Linked DNA regions of Homo sapiens: regions 1, 3 and 4 are each linked to region 2. The links are chromatin contacts, found by Hi-C or POLR2A ChIA-PET in ENCODE. All regions are on one chromosome and are shown on one strand. The core of a region is the stretch at or near the end of the contact, and the rest is flanking DNA. Distances in the headings are between cores, read along the strand shown. Region 1 has its middle 18 kb from the start of DUSP6. Region 2 has its middle 72 kb from the start of DUSP6. Region 3 has its middle 110 kb from the start of DUSP6. Region 4 overlaps LOC105378255 (a long non-coding RNA gene).

Region 1 (3,164 bases), core at 646-3,145, 53 kb before region 2:
GTTACAAAACTCCTGGGAGGGGAGTTTTAACAGTTGAATTCTTTTAGGAGGCTCTGCTTTTAAGCAGATAACGAATGTTTAGAAGAAAACTCTTCACAGTGTTATATTCTGGATTCTTTCAGCTCTTATTATCTCCATTTTGTAGATGGGAAAATGGAGGCTTAGAGTGATTAATTATCTAGGATCTCCAAGTGGTAAACAGTAGCGCTGAGATTTGAAACCGGGCTGGGCTGACCTCAGAGCCTTTGATCTTTCCGCTAAGAGGTCTCAAAAGGAGAAACTCTAATCTTATCTGAAAATTCTAGGAGCATATAAATTCTTTGGGATAAATTTAACATACTGGATCTCAGCATCATCATTTGCAAAATGAGAGCATTGAACAATATGAATTTTAGTGGCCTTTCCATCTCCAAAGACATTCCTTGTTTTGGGAGTTTTAATCACAATTATTAGAGAAGAAGTAATGGTCACATATCAAAGAATGTACTAGAGGAGATATTGCAATGTGTGTGTGTGTGTGTGTGTGTGTACACCCACGTCCATGTGTGTACACCTGCATATGTGTTTCAATTGCTCTGAAAAGACTGATTGTCTTAGGAAGGAAAGGGACCATCCTAAGATGTAGATACTTTAGTTATTTATTTCCACTGTATATGCTGTTGACCTAGGATTCTGCACGTCCTCAGGGAGTGTCTCTTCCAGGCCTTTTCCAAAAGGTGATTGGCAAGGGAAGTTCTTCTAAAAGAGATAAGTGGCTTCTAAAAGTAAACTCAGAATAAATGGAGTACAAATTCTGTTTACGAAATATTTCCTGGTTGATGGCCACTAACGTGCAGCCCTGCATGACATGTTCTTTGAGGAATGAAAGAAGTGAAGTTGAATTCTGTTTCTCCATCATTTGGGAAAGATATTTACGAAGCCGTCCTGAGTAGAAGATTGCATCATTTCAGAGCAGAAACTCAAAACTATAGTAATGGATGCTACAGTGTGGGAGATGTGTTTACTTTGGAGACCATTGAGAGATGTGAGAGGCTTTTGAAAACTCATAACAAAATTTGTTCAGTACATTCTTTGTGATATGTTAAATTTGCAGAATTCTTTGCACGGCCACATGCAATTTCTGTGAAGTTCACTTCCTCTATGCCAAATATCCCTTTGCATTTTGTGTGGTTGAGCTTCAGAATTGTGGGGTTTTGCTGATGGTGGTTATTCTTAACAAAGTCTTTCCCTCACTCCTTGGAGGACAGATAGGAAAGGTACATGCATGAGCTAGTTGAGTCAAACATTTTCCAATTCTTCTGTTCCTCTTCTTTCTTTTCAAAACATGTATATATTTTTAAATATTTCATTTTTAGATGTTGAGTCTTAGTGATACTAATCTAGTACCATGATTCTTGTATTGATTCTGAATTTTCAAGATGATTTCTTCAGCCTAAAGATAGACCAATTTAAAGTCTAACTGTCTGATGAGGTGAAACCTATAATTATACAAAAAAAACAAAAAACAAAACAAAACAAAAAAAACGGGTGGGGGTGGTTACATGGGAAGAAAAGTGAAAGATTACTAGCTGACACCCAAAGACATAACCTAGCTTTTTCCCCCACCTGAGAAAAAGAAATAAATAAAAGCTAACCAAACAAAATATAAGGAGAACTGTAAATAAATAAATCACCATTGTCCCTGAGAACCTGCCTGCATGGGAAGGAGAGGTGGGCTATAGCCCATAAGGACCAGAGAAACAAGAAAGGAAGTGGGTGAGATTGCTACATGAGTAAGGTTCTGAGGAGTCATTAAAGCAAAAGGGAAACTAAATCCCACTGATGTGTAGATTCAAGGCTCCGAGAGGCCCTAAAAAGTGGGTGGAACTCCCAGGTCATCAGGAGGTCACAAAAGGACAGAGGAAGCTCAGGCAGCCTGGAGTCATGCTTTCTAAGGGAAACTAGAGTTAAGCCAGTTCTTTGACTTGGCTTAAGAAGTGTGCGTAAATCAACCTGTAGGGACGGGTGGGGAGAAGTGAGGTTTTAAAAAAATGTTTTGAAGCCTATTCCTTAATTTGAAGTGATAATCAGCATTTTTAGGTTGTTTTTTTTTTTTTATTTTAGGTGCACTGGAGATTTGTTTTGGTGGGAAGAAGGAATTCCTTCCTTCCTTCCTGCCTTCCTTCCTGCCTTCCTTCCTTCCTTCCTTCCTGCCTTCCTTCCTGCCTTCCTTCCTCTCTCTTTCTCACTTTCTTTCTTTCTTTTCTTTTCTTTTCTTTTTTTTTTTCAAGGTCTCCATATGTCACCTAGCTTGGAGGGCAGTGGCGTGAACATGGCTCACTGCAGCCTTGACTTCCCAGGCTCAACTGATCTTCCTTCCTGAGCCCCCTAAGTAGTCAGGACAACAGGTGCATGCCACCACGCCTGGCTGTATTTTTTGTTGAAATGGGGTTTCGCCGTGTTGCCCAGGCTGGTCTTGAGCTCCTGAGCTCCAGTGATTCGTCTGCCTCAGCCTCCCAAGTGTTGGGATTACAGGTGTGAGCCACTGTGCCTGGTCAGACTGAGCGAATTTCTTGACATGTGCCTAAATAAATTAATTTTATCTCTTTCTTTCCTAAGGTCACTCTTCCCTTTAGAACCCAGGACTTGGATTCATACGCAAGAAAACTTTCACAGAACCTACTTTTTGGGTCTGGGAGTAAGGCTGAATTGGGTGTATATTTCAGCTTCACCACTAAAGCACAAGCTATTGCCAAGACCTAGGCAAGACCAAGTGGCAACAATGTTAGTGGTGGTGCTGCCTAAACGTCAGGATTGTCAGGAGACCAATGGCTGTGAAATGCTTGGCATGGACATTGGCATATACCATAGTAACTGACTGATTCTGAGCAAGCCCCTCATCTCTCTTGACCTCAGTTTTCTCTTCTGTGAAAGAACCATAATGCTATTTTTTTCAGGGTTATTGTACACTTTAAATGTGATGATGTGTTTACTACCGTTCTTGACAAATTTTTCTTCAAGTCTTAGCTCAAAAGTCACCTCTTCTCAGAAGCTTTCTGAATTCTTTGAAAAGATTAGGAGTTGATTTAACATGGTCCCAAGGCAATTTGTCTTTGTTGCCATTGTATAGTTTCTCATATTCTATTATAGATGTTGGCTCAACTCTGTGCCTTCATCTTTGTGGC
Region 2 (2,915 bases), core at 76-2,575:
AAACCATCTTAACTTTTTTTCTGAACCTCTGTTGTTTTCATTTAAAAGAATGGAGAAGTGTTACAGCTCTTTTAAAATTTATCTAACAGGTTTTCTGTTTTTTAACTAGAAAACTCCCCATGGGAAAAAAAAATAGCGAGGAATCATATTTTCCCAGACAATTTCTTATGAGAGCCAGATAAGATTATGCATATCAGCTCATGGTAAAAGGCAGTAAACCAATATCAATTAAGAAATAATTTAGGGTTGGGTGCAGTGGCTCACACCTGTAATCCCAGCACTTTGGAAGGCTCAAGAGGGTGGGTTACTTGAGCCCAGGAGTTTGAGACCAGCCTGGGCAACAAGGCGAAACCTTTTCTCTACAAAAAATACAAAAATTAGCCAGGTGTGGTGGTGTGCACCTGTAGTCCCAGTGACCTGGTAGGCTGAGGTGGGAGGATGACCTGAGCCTGGGAGGTTGAGGCTGCAATGGGCCGTGATCGCGCCACTGCACTCCAGTCCGCCTTTCTTTTTGGGTCTCAGTGATCTATTGAAAACTCTGTTGTTCATATTGTCCTTTCCAAAAGATGGTGACTAAATCATTTAAGTTAGACAGCCAAGATTTAGCTCTGAGAACTAATTTTGGCTTATTGTACTCAACATATTTAAGACTGTCAGCAGTTTTTGTTCTCTCCAATGTTTAATAAGGTCAGGAGTTTAAAAAGAGAGCAATTTTCTTGATAAAGTTTTTCCTTCTTTTCCCTTTGGGAAACATCACTGTGCCTAACTGCTTTAATGCTGAAGTTGGCAGGGCTTGCAGGTTGGGAGCAAACAATAAAAAGTCCCTCGCTGAGACAGACTGTATGGAATGAATGCCCTGGGGAACTATACCCCTGCCCAACCCCCTCTGACCCCCCCAACTCAAAGGCCAGATGGGCTCTAGACAAACCCTGGGAGTGTGGGCAGTCTGGGGTAGTGGAGGCCAGCTGCTGTTCTAGGAAATTCCCTCTCTGAAAGACACATGGGAACCCTGTTTTGGTATCCAGAACAGTGCTGAAATGGTCAGAAATAGGACTAAAGTTGGTGGACTTTGCGTATGTACAGACAGAAACATCCTGCTTTCCAAAGAGCTGAACGCTGAGGGTCATTTATCTGTGGGATTCAGGGTACACTAAAGGTTTCTAGTTGAATTGGTTCTCATAACTTTTGTTGCATGTCTTACCTTTATGAAAAAGGCCTTTTCCAACAAGCTTATTTCATTGAAGTGTTATTGTCAGTCAGCTGAGCACGATGGAATGAATTTTGTTTGTTGTAAGGGCAAAGAAGCAGGCTAAAGAGGATGTGGTGAAAGATTCTACTTCCTGTCTATTCAAAGGATGTGAATAGACAGTTTACATAACAGAAAATTCAGTAGGCTCACATATGGTAAATCATACAGCTTTGTTTGCAAATAACAAAATACACATTAAAAAAGTTATAGCGTCTTTGAAAACCTATTAAACTCACAAAAATAAACAGAACCCCAAAATTCAATTATTTCTTGTGAGCAATGTGTCCAGGTTGTATGCTATGGTGAAAAGAATGCTGCATTTGGAATGCGAAGACTTAAATGTAACACAAACTGTGAGCAAGTTATTTACTTTTCTGAAGCTCAATTATTTTCTCATCTATAAAGGGTGGATAATAATATCTATCAACCTTATGAAGTTTATAACAGATTCATATAGGTGAATGGAAGAAATTTTCAAATGGCAAAGCACTGTATAAATATGTTTTTGTGTTTTTAATCAACAAATTAATAAGAGAAGTGACAAATTTTAGTTACTTATCCTTTTCAGAAGCATGTGGAATACAATTTATGAATGCACTAATTGTGTTTAGCAATTTCCCTTTTAGACACTGATGATGAACTAGCTAAATAAACCGTCTCAAAATGTGGGAATTACTTTTTAAAAATTACAATGTTGTGGGCTCTATCAGTACACTGACATTAAACTCAGATTTCACTGAGTTTATTTTGTTGGGTGATTTCATCAATGTTAACATAATTTAATCCACAAAATAATCATAAGTGGTAGATGTTATTCTTTCCATTTTAAAAATAGGAAACTAAAAGTCACCCAAGTTCTTAGTTGACTGATGCTTACATAAAATGATATTGAGTTGAAAAAAACTAAAAACAAAATGGTGTATGTGCATTTTACTTAACATTATATATGAATATGAGGACCTTAATGAATGGAAGACAATTTGAAGAAATACAAATATTTAGACCTAAGTACCTAAACACTTTTTATCTTAATTCTTTTTTAATTCTAAGAAAAAAGTGATTTTGTATCCTGGAACTTTGCTGAAATTGTTTGTGACAACTAGGAGTCTTTTGGAGGAATCTTTAGGGTTTTTTAGATATAGAATCATATTGCCAGAGAATAGGGATAAATTGACTTTCTCTTTTCCTATTTGGATGTCTTTCATCTCTTTCTCTTGCCAGATTGCTCTGGCTAGGACTTCCAGTACTATGTTGAATAAGAGTGGACATCTTTGTTTTGTTGTGGTTCCCATTACTGGTGAACTGAATTTTTAAAAATGTGCTATATATACACCATGGAGTACTATGCAGCAATAAAAAAGAATAAAATCATGTCCTTTGCAGCATCATGGTTGCAGCTGAAGGCCATTATTTTAAGTGAATTAATGCAGGAACAGAAAATCAAATACCGCACGTTCTAACTTGTAAGAGGGAGCTAAACAATCAGTACACATGAGCATAAAAATGAAAACAGACACTGGGGACTCGAAAAACAGTGGAGGGGGAAAGGGTTGGAAAACTACTTATTGGGTACTACGTTTACTATTTGGGTGATTGGTTAAATAAAAGCCTATACCCAGCATTACACAACGTATCTATGTAATAAACCTACAAATGTACCTCCTGA
Region 3 (2,932 bases), core at 368-2,867, 36 kb after region 2:
GGCTGTAACCAAGACTTACTATACCAATCTTAATTTATTAAAAAAAAAACCCCAATAACAACAAATACCTTAGGTTAAGAAACAGGTAACTGGATTAAGGCTGAGCACATAATCCCTGCTAACCTTGTGGTATGGTAGAAAAAGCACTGAGCTTGAAGTTGGCAGACACAGGGATACATATGGTCTTAGCCTTCATGTATCATTCAACAAATATTGACCAAGAACCTGTAAAAGGTTATTGATCACAGATTCTGTACCCAATAGTCTATGAGACACAAATAAAAGATACAATTGCTGCCTTCAGAGTGCACATGAACTTACTAAGAACACAGACAGGAAAACCAAGGATCATACCACAATGTAATGAACGTAAGAGAGAGCTGCTTAGCTTACCTTGCCTCTCCTATTTTATTACAATTTCTTTTTGGGGGGAATCACCTCTCCTCCTTTGTGTGAATTTAAGTGGGATGATAATTTCTAGTGACCAATGCTCACTAGACAAACTGAAAAGAGTGATCTTCCTCTCCCACCCTAGCACAGTCACAGGCTAGTTCAGACTAGTCATGAGACCCAAGGTTGGCCGATGAGACCCTCTTTTAGGATGTTGATACTAGGATGGAGAGAGTATATTCAGGGCATTCTGAACTGAAGTGAGGTAGAAACATCCAGTCCTGATGCTTTCAAATATAAGACAATTATACCCTCTGGTTCTTGGTTTTAACTCCCCTAAATCTTGGGCATTTGCAAGCTTGTTCCTCTATCTGCTATTGAGCCGCTGATACATTATACTTCCAACAAGTTCTCTTTTGGATTATTGGTTCTGGTTCTTGGCTTTAACTCCCCTAAATCTTGGGCATTTGCAAGCTTGTTCCTCTATCTGCTATTGAGCTGCTGATACATTATACTTCCAACAAGTTCTCTTTTGGATTATTTTGATTCAGTTCCTAATGCTTTCAGCCAGGGATCATGAAAGAGTATCATAATCTAGAGTTGGGGTGAAGGGAATAGTAGCTGTGGCAAGAGGGCAGCTTGGAGGAGGTAATGCCTGAGCAGTATCTTTAGGGACAAGAAGGGATTTACAAAGTAAGGAAGTGGGGGAAGGGAATTAGAGGTAGAGGAAATACCACATGCAAAGGTTTGGAGGTTAGAGCAGCTAGGGGTCGGTGTCACTCAGAGGAAATGCAAGTAGCTTTGGCGGTTGCTTTGTAGTTGTATATGTGTGCACATGTATGAGTGAGACAGAATTCGGAGAGCTGATGCCTGATAGGCCTCTAAAGAATATGTGGTAATCAGCTCTTTCCTCTATTAGCATAAACTATGCCTTAGTAATTGGGATGGTATCTAACCTGGCGTGGCTTCGAAAAGAGGCTTAGTAAATGTGTAGTGAAAAGATGTGACTGTTGAATTCAGTTCCTCTGAAATACTTTCTCCAAGATTTTTGGAGTTGGAAGGACTTTGTCAGGTCACCTGTGTCCTGGGTGCCAAAAATCTATGTCTTTTCTGGAGACTGTCCCTCAAAACTGTTAATTCTATTCCCTAGTTTAGGCAATATTGCACAGGGAACATTCCAGGCAGTTGGAAACTTTTCCTGTTTACATACCTCTGGAGAAGGAGGGACCAAGCATCATTCCTGTTGGACCCTTCAGTTTGTAGCAATGTTTTCTGCCAAGTAAGTTCCTCTTTATCTAACCGAAGTCATCTATGCTGCAACTTGCCTCATTTCCTGTTGCTCTCCCCTTAGAGGGTATGAACAGCATGGGCTTGTCACCCTCCTTGGTAATAACAACCTTTCATATGCTTGACGTTGATTACTAAATTGCCTTTAGCTTTCTCTTCCAGTTTTCTTAGTCTGTTTTTCAGCCTTTAATCATCTCTGTGGGTCTCTTCTCAACCACGTCCAAGTGCACAAAGTGCCTCTTAAAGCAATTTTCAGTTTCAAAACAAAACACCAAACTTCTAGGCTTGTTCCAACTGGCAAAATGAAATGACTTTCTAAGAAAAAAATATGAAAAAAAAAGATATTTCAGGGGTTCCTGGAATGTGAAATTATACTCTAACCAATTAAAGCAGGAATAAATCTTTTGATATTGGTCTTTTCAAGCTGATTTAGTTTTAAGTGAGGTTCTTGTCAAAAGAGTCCCTAAAAGAATTAGGAAAGATCAACATAATAAATGTTTATAGAGCACCCACTATGTGCCAGGCATTTGGCATGGTACTAAGAACTCATAGGTAAACACGACTTGATTCCTACTATCAAAGAGCTCATGGTCTAGGAGTTAAGGCAGAAATAAACAAAAGCCATTCAGTGTGATAGATACAATGGCAAATAAGAGAAAGAGGAAAAGTGGGGGCAGAAAGGAAGAAGGTGGCAAGTCTAGCTGGTGAGGTCAGGCTTGAGCAGATTCTTGAAAGAGGACTAAGAGGTTTTCAGTTTTGGAAGGTAGGTGAGGAAGGATGTTCCTTTTCTGGGCAGAGAGAGCAGCATGATAAGAGGTATGAAGACACGAAACAGCATGATGTATTTGGTGATTAGCTTAGGATGCCATAAGCATGTGGCAAGAGATGAGGATGAGATCACAGAGGGCTTCATGGACTACTCAGAGGAGTTTGGATTTTATGTGGCAATGGGAGCCATTAAGTGTTTGTGAGCAATGTAGTAATTTAGGAGAACTAGCTGCCTAGAAGAATCACTGGGCTAAGCAGAGCATATCAGAAGGAAATGGGGCTGAAGTATGGTTGTCCTGGAGACTGACACAAGAGCTAAGAGGTGGTGTGATTGACAGATGAGAAATGATGTAGACTGGGTGACCTGTGGCTCGGAGGAGATGCTCAATGAAGAAATTAAGAAGGAAATTGAAAAATGTCTTGAAATAAATGATAATAAGAACCCAACATACCAAAATCTATGGGATATAGCAAAAGCAATACTAAG
Region 4 (3,277 bases), core at 403-2,902, 55 kb after region 2:
CTAGATCTTTCTTTGGCTGGAATTTGCCAGGGAATTTTCTTTTCTTTTCTTTTTTTAAAAATTTTTCTTTTTAAATTGTCTGATGTTTTTTGTTCTTTAATTTTTTTTTCAATTTTTAAAAATTTTTATGGGTACATAGTAGGTATATATGTTTATGGGGTACATAAGATGTTTTGATATAGGCATGCAATGTAAAATAACCACATTATGGGGAATGGGGTATCCATCTCTTCAAGCATTTGTCCTTTGAGTTACAAACAATCCAATTACAAGCTTTATGCCAGGGCATTTTCAATAATATTTAGCGAAAATGATTTTCCCAAGAACTCACCAAATACCAACAGAGCTAGCCATATGATTGTATTTCCTTGTCATGATTTTTTTTAGTTGAGTACTGGGATAGTTTATAGAGAGTTCATTATCCCAGAGGTTGAATATAGGGGAAGAAAAGGGGGTTGTGCAAAGAAACCCAAGTGAGCATTCATTACATGTAATTGAAAGCTAATCATCTCTTCATGGATAACTACTCTACAGAAAAGACCAGCCAAACCACTTAAAACCATCCACAAAGCTCGCTGGCCAGTTAGGACAATAATGCTGAAAAAATATTGCTATGCTCAATTTATTTGATTGCACCTTGTTTTATAGACTGCCTAATGATGAGTGCAGGTTCAAATTCAAATCAAGGAATTTTGCCTCAACAAATTCTTTTCTTCTGCTCTCCTGCACAAATCTAAAGATATTTATCATAAGAACTATATGTACCAAGATCTCACAGGAACATCACCACTGGGTCAGAAGCAAAATAAACTTCACCTGAGTCTGTCAAGAATTGTTTGATGAAATCATCTTTGGTCTGGGAGAGCGAGGTAATAACATATCAACTCAATTTTAAAGGTCCTGCTTACAGAGGACAGAGACAGCCCCCCCCACCCCCCAAAATGCTTTTATTTGCCCTGATACCTAAGATAAAGATTTTATTTTTCAGCAAAGTGATTAAAAATCCGGGTTTTTATTTAAAAATTCTGAGAGATTAGAGATCTAGCGAATTGTTTTTTGGTTTGGACAACAGTGACTCCTTTATACCACAAATATTTGGTAACACATTTTTATTTCTCATCCTTATTTCTCCACTGGAAAACCACTTTATGATAAATTCTGTAAATATTTATTGAAAAAATAAAATATACAGGTTTTATGCTTGGTGCTTCAAGTTTCAAGATGATTGTGTTTAAATCCCTTCTGCTGACGGCTCTTATATTTCTGAATTTGGCTCCCTTAAAATATTTTGTTTCATAGCCAAAGCCAAAAAACAAAACAAAACTATGTTTAAAAACACTACAGGGAAGAAGGAATCACTTCATTGCTTAGTTTTAAAACTACATGAATGACGTCGCTTTTGAGATGTGGAAATACCAGGGTAATTTTGTTTTACTAAAGGTGTATTTTCTTTTCCTTTTAAAGACATATAACAACTATTGTTTTTAACTGGTGAAAGAAAGAATTGGGTTTGGGGCTTTTCATGACCAGGTTAAGTAATTCAGAGCCTTGGTGCTAACAATGAAAGTGAGATTCCCTTTCACGGAAGGGCTGGCCCATTTGAAGTTGATGATTCCAGTCTGGCTGGTCCAACAGGTTTTTATTTCTTAAAGCTTTGAGCACCATGAGTCAGAGGGAGAGGAAGAGAGAGGGAGGACATGAGCTCACTACAGAGAGGTTGGTATTAGAGGAGAAGGGAAGGATTGTTTGTTGGACCCAAACCAGAGAAAGGAGTGGCTGTTATTGCAGCATAAAGCAATGAGCACTGTAGGGGAGCAGCTGAGCTGTTTGTGGAGTCAGCTTCAGGGCCTCAAGGCTGAACTTCCACAGGCAGCAAAAGCATGAGTTACCAGCCTGAAGTGTGAGCTGGTTTTAGAATCTTGTCCCAGTTTTTTTTTTTTTTGGTAGAGATGGGGTCTCACTATGTTGCCTAGGCTGGTTTCAAACTACTTGGGCTCAAGTGATCCTCCCACCTCAGCCTCCCAAAGTGCTGTGATTACTGGCGTAAGCCACTGCACCTGGCCCCCCTCTTTGGTTTTCTCTGCCTGGAAACTTGAGTTGAGAGGCGGGTGTCTCGCCTCTGCCCTTGACTCACCGACATCACACTTCCTTTCATCTGAGTGCTCTCTGAAGTGAGGTCACGTTGGTGAGCTCATCTATATTCAGGAGCCAGAAGAGCAAAGGAGAGCTTTTGCATGTGAAGATCTGCCTGGATGGAAGCTCTGATGTGATGGAAGCTCTTACTACCAATTGGCCAATGGTTCAGATTTTCTTAGAACTAAACTTTTTTTTTGGTCCAGATATGCTAATCAAATGAAAAATGAATTAGGCTGGGATTTCCTCTTCGTAGTCTAACCTTAATGAAAGGAATAATGAGAGAATCTATATTAAATAGGACCCTTTTCATACAAGTAACAGAAATGCAACCTCAAATGTCTCCTTTTAGTGCAGGCAAAAGGGAAGAGCAAAGGAGAGAACTGGGTCTGCAGGATCACTGGAAACAGAGACTTACATGCCTTCCAGTCTCTCTCTCTTTTAACTTTCACTTCTTTTCGACATGTTTTCCTACAGACCTCCTCCACAAGGTTACCTCCTTCTCAGACTCAGATCCTAAGCCTTGATATCAGAGAAGGATTGTCCCGTTTTTGTAAGTCCCAATTTGCAGATACTCAGGAAGGTCCAGCTCAGGTCACACGCAGCCTCTCTGCACAGTGGATGGGCTCTTGTGATTGGCAGTTCTCATGGGAACCATGTAGTGGCGTGAGGGAAGATGGAAATAGGAATGGGTGGGTCTGTGCCAGAAAAGGGAAGGGTGCTGGGCAGATGAAAGAATACATACCTATTACTACACAGAAAAAGGACTATATGTTTGTATTAATCACAGTTCTCTGGAGAAACAGAACAAAAGAATTTTTGATAGAATGTGGCTTATGTGATTATGGAGGCCTAGAAGTTCCATGATATACCATCTGCCAGGTGGAGAGCCAGGAAAGCCAGCGGTGTAATTTAGTCCAACTCCAAAGGCCTGAGAACCAGGAGAGCCAAATGTGTAAGTCTCAGACTGATTCCAAAGGCCTGAGAATGTGGTGGGGGCAGGGAGGGCAATAATGTAAGTCTCTGTCCAAGTCTGAAGGCCTGAGAACCTGAAGTACTGGTGTCTGAGGGCAGAAGAAGATGGAAGTTCCAGCTTAAGCCAAGAGGTGAATTCATCCTTCCTCAGCCTTTTTTCTTCTTAAAA

What was found. A loop is a pair of places that touch in the nucleus more often than their neighbours do. ChIA-PET counts read pairs that join two places held with the same protein, here RNA polymerase II (POLR2A). Pooled maps may share reads with other maps.
Region 1: a map of heart right ventricle shows a loop between it and region 2 (2.3-fold over the local background). The contact joins two enhancer-like sites. A Hi-C loop is called at or near these places in 8 of 168 maps with a recorded cell type or tissue (A673, B cell, Right ventricle myocardium superior and 4 more) and 7 of 50 pooled maps. POLR2A ChIA-PET finds 5 or more read pairs at or near these places in 11 of 52 experiments (A673, CD4-positive, alpha-beta T cell, MCF 10A and 7 more).
Region 3: a loop to region 2 is called in a map of naive thymus-derived CD4-positive, alpha-beta T cell, with 4 times the contacts of the local background. The contact joins two enhancer-like sites. A Hi-C loop is called at or near these places in 5 of 168 maps with a recorded cell type or tissue (CD4-positive, alpha-beta T cell, CD4-positive, alpha-beta memory T cell, naive thymus-derived CD4-positive, alpha-beta T cell and 1 more) and 9 of 50 pooled maps. POLR2A ChIA-PET finds 5 or more read pairs at or near these places in 14 of 52 experiments (A673, CD4-positive, alpha-beta T cell, CD4-positive, alpha-beta memory T cell and 10 more).
Region 4: a loop to region 2 is called in a map of natural killer cell, with 5 times the contacts of the local background. The contact joins two enhancer-like sites. A Hi-C loop is called at or near these places in 4 of 168 maps with a recorded cell type or tissue (CD4-positive, alpha-beta T cell, naive thymus-derived CD4-positive, alpha-beta T cell and natural killer cell) and 7 of 50 pooled maps. POLR2A ChIA-PET finds 5 or more read pairs at or near these places in 9 of 52 experiments (CD4-positive, alpha-beta T cell, MCF 10A, PC-3 and 6 more).

Annotation. Positions count from the first base shown.
Region 1 is chr12:89,332,727-89,335,890 of GRCh38, reverse strand. No RefSeq gene overlaps it. Among named protein-coding and RNA genes, the nearest start is that of DUSP6, 18 kb to the left of the region's middle. Within about 2 kb of position 1,895, at least 5 of the 41 ENCODE cell types and tissues checked have a DNase peak (open chromatin) inside an H3K27ac peak, as active enhancers do; they include A673 and heart right ventricle, where a contact is called at or near this core.
Region 2 is chr12:89,279,426-89,282,340 of GRCh38, reverse strand. It overlaps the pseudogene RNU7-120P. Among named protein-coding and RNA genes, the nearest start is that of DUSP6, 72 kb to the left of the region's middle. Within about 2 kb of position 1,325, at least 6 of the 41 ENCODE cell types and tissues checked have a DNase peak (open chromatin) inside an H3K27ac peak, as active enhancers do; they include A673 and heart right ventricle, where a contact is called at or near this core.
Region 3 is chr12:89,243,541-89,246,472 of GRCh38, reverse strand. No RefSeq gene overlaps it. Among named protein-coding and RNA genes, the nearest start is that of DUSP6, 110 kb to the left of the region's middle. Within about 2 kb of position 1,617, at least 3 of the 41 ENCODE cell types and tissues checked have a DNase peak (open chromatin) inside an H3K27ac peak, as active enhancers do; they include A673, where a contact is called at or near this core.
Region 4 is chr12:89,224,411-89,227,687 of GRCh38, reverse strand. The region is part of intron 1 of LOC105378255 (a long non-coding RNA gene); the gene reads right to left. Among named protein-coding and RNA genes, the nearest start is that of DUSP6, 130 kb to the left of the region's middle. Within about 2 kb of position 1,652, at least 5 of the 41 ENCODE cell types and tissues checked have a DNase peak (open chromatin) inside an H3K27ac peak, as active enhancers do.